2 separate regions of the Homo sapiens genome follow, and region 2 is linked to region 1. Evidence: read pairs that join two places in POLR2A ChIA-PET (ENCODE). Cell type or tissue: IMR-90. All regions are shown on one strand. Links, peaks and the distances in the headings refer to the core of each region. The heading gives the core; the rest is flanking DNA.

What was found. Peaks named below come from ENCODE experiments on the same cell type or tissue, not always from the same donor. Only the 100,000 strongest peaks of a DNase experiment are listed, where the experiment ranks them.
Region 2: POLR2A ChIA-PET joins it to region 1 with 5 read pairs; 3 of 35 experiments call an interaction of 5 or more read pairs at or near these places.

What each region holds. Positions count from the first base shown.
Region 1 is chr19:34,246,698-34,251,087 of GRCh38, reverse strand. No RefSeq gene overlaps it. Among named protein-coding and RNA genes, the nearest start is that of GARRE1, 5.7 kb to the left of the region's middle. In IMR-90, for the core only: no CTCF peak of the experiment used is centred there; no DNase peak of the experiment used is centred there.
Region 2 is chr19:34,153,351-34,157,740 of GRCh38, reverse strand. No RefSeq gene overlaps it. Among named protein-coding and RNA genes, the nearest start is that of LSM14A, 17 kb to the left of the region's middle. In IMR-90, for the core only: no CTCF peak of the experiment used is centred there; a DNase peak (open chromatin) is centred at 1,900.

The sequences.
Region 1 (4,390 bases), core at 197-4,196:
GAGAGATGATCTGGTTCTTCTTGTGAAGGTTCTGAAAAGGCTTGAAGGAGGGGATCTAAAATGCTTGGTGGGATCGGGCCTGGTGGCTCACAGTAGTAATCCCAACACTTTGGAAGGCCAAGGTGGGCTCATTGCTTGAGCCTAGGAGTTTGAGATCAGCCTGGGCAACATAGTGAAACCCTGTCTCTACAAAAAATACAAAAATTAACTAGGCACATTGGCATACACCTGTAGTCCCAGCTACTTAGGAAGCTGGAGTGAGAGGATCACTTGAGCCCAGGGAGTTCAAAGTTGCAGTGAGCCATGATTGCACCACTGCACTCCAGCCTGGGTGACAGAGCGAGACTCTGTCTCAAAATACATAAATCCATAAATAAAATGCTTGGTGGTAGGTTTACCTTAGACTGCAGCAAAGAGTGAGGGGAGTGGGAAAGGTCTGGAAGCACAAAGGTGAGTGGACAAAAGAAACATGGTAGAATTTCCCAGTAGTACTGAGGATTCACTGCAGGTTGACAACTATAGACATCTTTCTTTATTTTATTTGTTTATCAATTTTTGAGATGGAATCTCACTCTGTCACCCAGGCTGGAGTGCAGTGGTGCAATCTCGGCCCATTGCAACCTCCTCCTACCAGGTTCAAGCGATTCTCCTGCCTCAGCCCCTGGGTGTCTGGGATTACAGGCACCCGCCACCACGCCCAGCTAATTTTTGTATTTTTAGTAGAGACGGGGTTTCATCATGTTGGCAAGGCTGGTCTCGAACTCCTGACCTCAGGTGATCTGCCCTGCTCAGCTTCCCAAAGTGCAGGGATTACAGGCGTGAGCCATCGTGCTGGCCTGTAGACATCTCCTTTCTACTAAGGGACTTGTCCAGTAGCTTTTAGGTGAAAGGGAAGAAGGTGGAGCAATGATTCTTCAGAAGGTTGAGTAACGGAGAGTAGGGCAAGAGTGTTCCTGAGATGAGGGGCTGGGCTGTAGGACCCGAGCCACAGGAGGAGAGTTGTAAGAGGGAAGAGGACAGCTGGCTTGGAGGAAGTGTGCCTGGGTGCTAGTGTCCTCTTGCTTTTGTAGGCTGGAAAAGGAGCTAGGAATGATGGTGGCAAGTTTTGTCGTTTGTTTGTTTGGTGGAGACGGCCCCTTACCATGTTGCCTAGGCTGGTTTTGAACTCCTGGGCTCAAGAGTGATCCTCCCACCTCAGCCTCCCAAAGTGCTGGCCAGCGGCTGGCTTTTGAGTGTGCCAGTTGTAGCTCCTACAGTCTCAGATAAGCCCATCTGTTATTCAGAGGTCCTCCTAGCTCTTGCTACAGGCCCCAGGGGCCACTGGACCTTGCCATAGAATCCATCAGTGACCATACCTGGATGCACTTGGTAAACACCAGATGGGTTGGTTGGTTGGTTTGAGACAGGGTCTGGCTCTGTCACCCAGACTGGAGTACAGTAGCATGATCTTGGCTCACTGCAACCTCCACCTCCTGAGCTCAAGCCATCCTCTCACCTCGGCCTCCAAAGTAGCTGGGACTATGGGCATGCACCACCACGCCAGGCTAGTTTTTGTATTTTTTGTAGAGACAGGATTTCGCCATGTTGCCAAGGCTAGTCTTGAACTCCTGAGCTCAAGTGGTCTGCCAGCCCGGTCTCTCAAAGTGGTGAGATTACAGGCGTGAGCCACCGCAACCAGTCACAAATGAGATGTTAAATTGGCCCTTTCCCCATGGGGCAGACTCTGACACACCTGCCCACGTGTGTCTGGCCAGCCATGTCCACGCCTGTTCCCAAATCCTGCAGACTCTGGAATGCAGCTACCCTTCCTGGGGCTTACAGCCTATCTCACAGCTTTCACATCCTGCACAAGGGAGACCAGGAAAGCTAAAATTTGCTCCCAGGGGAGTGCGGTGACTCACACTTGTAATTCCAGCACTTTGGGAGGCTGAGGTGAGAGGATCACTTGAGGCTAGGAGTTGAAGACCAACCTGGGCAACAAAGTGAGACTCCAGCTCTACAAAAAATTTCAAAAATTAGCTGGGCATGGTGGCGCCCACTTGTAGTCCCAGTTACTGGGGAGGCTGAGGGAGGAGGATGACTTGAGCCCGGCAGTTCAAGGCTGCTGTGAGCTATGATTGTGCCACTGCACTCCTGCTGGGGAACAGAGTGAGATCCTGTCTCAAAAAAAAAAAAAAGTGACTCTCTGCAAACAACCCCATTGCCCACTCTACCACCAGGAGCACTTGACTATGAAAACCCCTTTCCTGAAGGCTCTTCTTTCAGACATTCCCACTGAAACTAACATGTAAAAGCTGCGGCTCACTTTACCCCGAACCTCATGGCCCCAGAGTAATGTGCCAGAAACCGCTTATGCTCACACCATTTTGGCCCCTTCCGTGGGCCAGGAGTCATGGAGAACCACTCAGCTATATATGCAGTTCTGAGATCAGTGTGAACATTGTCAACCTTGGGGCCCTTTTGGTGGCCTTTGTGGTGCTTTGGGGACCAGATGGCCTTGAACCTCTCAAGCTTACCTGAGAGCATTTTGTATTGTGGACATATCACCTTCTGTTTTGTGAGTCCATCTGCAGATATTATACCCATGCCCTGCAGGTTCAAATTATTTATTTTAATTCATCAAATACACATACATATGGAGAAGGAGGGAAAAAAATGTACCCACTACACAGGTTTGAGGCACTCGTCATGTCATGCCACCTCTTTATTTCAAGTTCCTTGCACCAAAGTGTTGAGAAAAAAAGATGGAGGCCAGATGCTGTGGCTCACGCCTATAATCCCAGCACTTTGGGAGGCCGAGGTGGGAGGATTGTTTGAGCTCACTAGTTCAAGACCAGCCTGGGCAACATGGTAAAACCCTGTCTCTACAAAAAACACAAAAATTAGGCCAGGTGCGGTGGCTCATGCCTGTAATCCCAGCACTCTGGGAGGCTGAGGTGGGCAGATCACAATTGTCAGGAGTTTGAGACCAGCCTGGCCAACATGGTGAAACCCTGTCTCTATTAAAAATACAAAAAAATTAGCTGGGCATGGTGGCTCATGCCTGTAGTCCCAGCTACTTGGGAGGCTGAGGCAGGAGAATCGCTTGAACCCAGGAGGCAGAGGTTGCAGTGAGCCAAGATCGCACCATTGCACTCCAGCCTGGGCAACAGAGCAAGACTCCGTGTCAAAAAATAATAATAATAATAAATAACAAAAATTAGCCTGGCATGGTGGCATGTACCTGTAGTCCCAGCTACTTGGGAGGCTGAGGTGGGAGGATCGCTTGAGCCCAGGAGTGAGAGGTTGCAGTGAGCTGAGATTGCGCCACTGCGCACTACAGCCTGGGCAATAGAGTCAGACCTTGTCTCAAAAAAAAAAAAGAAGAAAAGAAAAGAGAAAGAAAAGAAAAGAAGGAAAAGAAGAGAAAAAAGAGAAGGGAAGAGAAAAGAGAAAAAGGGATGGAGCCCACAGGTCTAAAGATGGAGGCCAGGCCCTCATCTTCAGGAATGGTAGCTACGGCCTTCCAGCTCTGCAGAAAGGTCTGTGAACTGGACCCTCAGCATCCACACAGGCATGAGATGGTGCCTTAGAGACCACCAGACCTATACCTGTAATTTGCTGTTTAGGAGGCCAAGAAGGTCAAGACCAGGAAACAGGGGTCACTCCGGAATGCATCTGGCCCCCTGTGCATCTGGATAGAGGCAGAGTTAGAGCCGGGTCCCGTGAAAAACATGAGCGTCTCTGAGGTTGGTGCCTATGACAAATGAGTGGAAGGAGGCTTCAGGAGCTCCTCTGTGACCCAAGAGCTGGGATGAACGAGACCCACATTTGTGAGAGATGCCAAAGAAATGCACCCTAGGCCGGGCATGGTGGCTGACGCCTGTAATCCCAGCACTTTGGGAGGCTGAGGCAGGCGGATCACCTGAGGTCGGGAGTTCAAGACAAGCCTGACCAACATGGTGAAACCCCATCTCTACTAAAAATACAAAAATTTGCCAGGCATGGTGGTACATGCCTGTAATCGCAGCTACTTGGGAGGCTAAGGCAGGAGAAGAGGTTGAAGCTGGGAGGTGGAGGTTGTAGTGAGCCGAGATCACGCCATTGCACTCCAGCCTGGGCAACAGAGGGAGATTCCATCTCAAAAAAAAAAAAAAAAAAAAAAGAAGGCCCGGCCTGGTGGCTCACGCCTGTAATCCCAGCACTTTGGGAAGCTGAGGCGGGCGGATCACCTGAGGTCAGGAGTTGGAGACCAGCCTGGCCAACATGGTGAAACCCCATCTCTATTAAAAATACAAAAATTAGCTGGGAGTGGTGGCAGGTGCCTGTCATCCCAGCTACTTGGGAGGCTGAAGCAGGAGAATCGCTTGAACCGGGGAGGTGGAGGTTGCAGTGAGTCAAGATCACGCCA
Region 2 (4,390 bases), core at 182-4,181, 93 kb after region 1:
AGGTTTGTGTACGGTTTTCTTGTTACTCTGTGGCAGATACCCATGGCTTTCTCATTCACCCCATCTGGGCCTCCAGTGTGGTCTAATTATCCCAAAAAGCCAAGATGTGTTAGAGCAGAGCTTGATTACTCTAATGGTACAATGTTTTTACAAACCTTCTGATTCCTGAATAATCATCATTATCATATTTATGTGTTTAGCCAAAAGCTTAATTGGAAGATTCCAGAATGAAACAGTGCTGTAGGAGAAAAAACCTTCTAGTCATTTTCTTTGGAACAATTTTTTTAAAAATCAAAGTATCACTAATACATGCATAAGGTTAAACAATCAAATTATGCAGGAGGGTTTATGATGCATGGAGATCATTCCGGCCTCTCTCTCCCCAGCCGTGGTCCTATGGAGGCAACCATATTTAGTTCCTTCAGCTGTTTCTCCTGGTGGTTATTGTTGCATGGAAATAATAGGGTTACATCACTAGTTATTTTATTTTATTTTTTTGAGATGGATCTCGCTGTCACCCATCTAGGCTCACTGCAACCTCTACCTCCTGGGTTCAAGTAATTCTTGTGCCTCAGCCTCCCGAGTAGCTGGGATTACAGGCATGCACCACCTTGCCTGGCTAATTTTTGTATTTTTAGTAGAGATAGGCTTTCACCATGTTGCTTAGGCTGGTCTTGAACTCCTGACCTTAAGTGATCCACCCACTTCTGTCTCCTATAGTGCTGGGATTACAGGCCTGAACCACTGCACCTGGTCCTATTTTAAATTTGTGTTAATTTTAGGGGTACAAGTGCAGTGTTGTTACATGGATCTATTGAATAATGGTGAAGTCAGGGCTTTTAGTGTACCCATCATCTGAATAAAGTACATTTTGCCTGTTATTTTTTGTTTTTATTATTTTTTTTGAGACAGGCTGTCACTCTGTGGCCCAGGCTAGAGTGCAGTGGCATGATCTCTGCTCACTGTAGCCTGGAATTCCTGGACTCAAGGAATCCTCCCACCTCAGCCTCCTAAGTAGCTGGGACTACAGGCATGCACCACCATACCCAGCTAATTTTTGTATTTTTTGTGGAAACAGGGTTTTGCCCTGTTGCCCAGGCTAGTCTTGAACTCCTGGGCTCAAGAGAGCCACCCAACTAGGCCTCTCAAAGTGCTGGGATTATAGGCATGAGCCACTGCCCCCAACCTGTACCTGTTCATTTCTCATCATCCACTCTCCTCCCAGCCTCCCACCTTTCCTAGTCTCCAGTGTCTATCAGTCCACACTTATGTCCATGTGTACACATTATTTGGCTCCCACTTGCAAGTGAGAACATGCAGCATTTTTCTTTCTGTTTCTGAGCTGTTTCATTTAAGATAATGGCCTCCAGTTCCATCCATGTTGCTGCAAAAGACATGATGTCTTTTTCTTTTTTTAGAGACAGAGGTCTCCCTCTCCTGTCCAGGCTGGTCTCAAACTCCTGGCCTCAAGCAATCCTCCCATCTTGGCCTCCCAAAGTGCTGGGGTTGCATGTGAAGTGACACAATTTCTTTTTTTTTAATGGCTGAGTAGTATCCCATTATCACCAGTTCTTGATTCATCCATTTTGGAGATTGTCTATTGATTTCCAGCTATGATAAATGCAGATTTAGCTCACAGGCCAAGTACATAGAGATATTTTAAAGTTCTTTTCTATTCCTGAGTTATCTTTGTTTGCTCCACGCAGGCCTGCTGTCCAGGCTGTGTGCATGGTAGGGTGGGCCCGTTATGCACATGTGCTACTGGTTCTGACTATGCGTGGGTTTGGCTGTGCTGACAGTTACATAGCATGAAGATGTCCCTGCCTCCTCGTCCTGCTTTTTGCTTGCATATCTTAGTGTGAGTCTTGCATGTTGGAGACTTTCATCAAAGTCACCATATTGGAATGTATGTGAGAACGATGTCATAAATCATTTGTTGAGGGCCTCTGTATTTTTAGTGGACTCATTCACTGGAGGACTTCACTTAGGGTGATCAGGAAGGAAGCCATTCTCTAGACATTGGTGAACCTCCAATGACAGATTGTGGGTGTTTTAAGACATTTGCTTTTTTTTTTTTTCAGACAGAGTGTTGCTGTGTTGCCCAGGCTGCAGTGTAGTGGTGCGATTATGGCTCACTGCAACATCCACCTCCCTGGTTCAAGCAGTTCTCCTGCCTCAGCCTCCTGAGTAGCTGGGATTACAGGTGTGCACCACCACGCCTGGCTAATTTTTGTATTTTTAGTAGAGACGGGGTTTCACCATGTTGGCCAGGCTGGTCTCAAACTCCTGACCTCAAGTGATCTGCCCACCTCGGCCTCCCAAAGTGCTGGGATTACAGGTGTGAGCCACCGCACCCAGCCTCTTTTTTTTTTTTTAACAGAAGAACCCCTGCAACTTTTCTGGGGCGGGTGCATGTCAAGCTACTACATGGCTGCTGTGTGAGATGGGTGAGGGTCAGGGTGTAGGAAGATTCCACTCCATGTCTTACTTCTACCCTTTGCTCTACTGGGAATTTATGGGGCATGAGCCACTTGGTGGTCCCAAAGTATGGGTTGCTCCCTGCTTGGCTGCTATTCCCCTCTCCACCTCCCCTCCATGGCCATTCCAGTCCCCGTCAGCCTCTGCTTCACTTCGTCCATTACTGCTACCCTTTATTTTTGTGTGCGTATGATAAAATACACATAACATAAACATCACCATTTTAACCACTTCTCTGTGTACAGTTCAGTGGCATTAAATACATTCACATTATTGTGCAACCATGACTACCATCTGTCTCCAGAACTTTTCTATCTCCCCAAACTAAAATTCTATCCCCAGTCAGGCACGGCCAGCACTTTGGGAGGCTGAGGCGGGTGGATCGCTTGAGCTCAGGAGTTCGAGATCAGTCTGGGCAACATGGTGAAATGCTGTCTCTACTAAAAATACAAAAATTAGCCTGGCACGATGGTGCACACCTGTAATCCCAGCTACTGGGGCAGCCAAGGCACAAGAATCACTTGAATCTGGGAGGCAGAGGTTGCAGTGAGCCAAGATGATGCCACCGCACTCCAGCCTGGGTGACAAAGACTCTATCTCAAAACAAAACAAAACAAAACAAAAACAAAGCAAAAACAAAAAACAAAGCCACAAACACACAAATAAAATTCAGTACCAATTTAAACAATAACTCTTCATTCCCCTTTCCCCCAGCCCCTGGAAACCACCATCTTGCCTACTGTGGCTGTGAATCTGACCCCTCTGGGAACCTCATATAAGTGGTATTGGTCCTACAGTATTTGTCCTTTGGGTCCACCCTCTACTTTACATCTTTTTTTTTTTTTTTTTAATTTAATGACAGGGTCTTGCTGTCTATCACCTGAGCTGGAGTACAGTAGTGCAGTCATAACTCACTGTGGCCTCAAATTCTGATCTCAAGTGATCCTCCTGCCTCAGCCTTCAGAGTAGCTGGGGCTACAAGTACACACCAACATGAGCCTGGCTAAATTTTTTTTTGTTGTTGTTAGAGACAGGGTCTTTCTGTGTTGGTCTTGAACTCCTGACCTCAAATAATCCTGCTGTCTCAGCCTTCCAAAGTGCTGGGATTACTGGCATGAATCGCTGCACCTGGCTATTTAACATCTTTAATAATTCTGTTGAAATTATTTATTTTATTTTATTTTTTTTGAGACGGAGACTCGCTCTGTTGCCCAGGCTGGAGTGCAGTGGCTGGATCTCTGCAAGACACAGCTAACTTCAGATGGTGTGGCTTCAGGGGAAGATCACCTTCTTCCCGCACCATCCCCTTTCCAATTCCCATCCCTCTGAGAGCCACTTCCATCACCCAGTAAGATACCCCACATATGCTACCCTTCAATCCGTTCATGCAACCTGATCCTTCCTGGATGCCGGACAAGAACCTGGGTGCGAAAAGGGCAGGGGCTTGGATGCTGCTGTGAGGCCCATACAGAGCCTGCTCCCGCCAGAACTTGGTTCTAGCGTTTGTTCCCTCTGGTTCCCACACTCGCTTGCTCACACGCTCCCTCTTGCAAGGAGTGGCCAGCGGCAGGCTGAGCGAAATGAGCCACTCCAGTTCTCGCCCATGAAGGGGGTGAAGGTCAAGGGAACAAATCCCATCTCACCACCACGCCACACTAATTTTTAAATTTTTTGTAGAGACAAGATCTCACTCTGTTGCCCAGACTGGTCTTGAACACCTGGCCTCAAGCAATCCTCCTGCCTTGGCCTCCCAAAATGCTGGGATTACAGATGTGAACCACTATGCCTGGCCTCTTGTCTTTTTGTTCTATTCAGGGTCTCAATAGATTGGATGATGCCCACCCACATGGGTGAGAGTAATCTTTACTCAGTCACCTGTTTCAAATGCTAATCTATTCCAGAAGCATCTGCA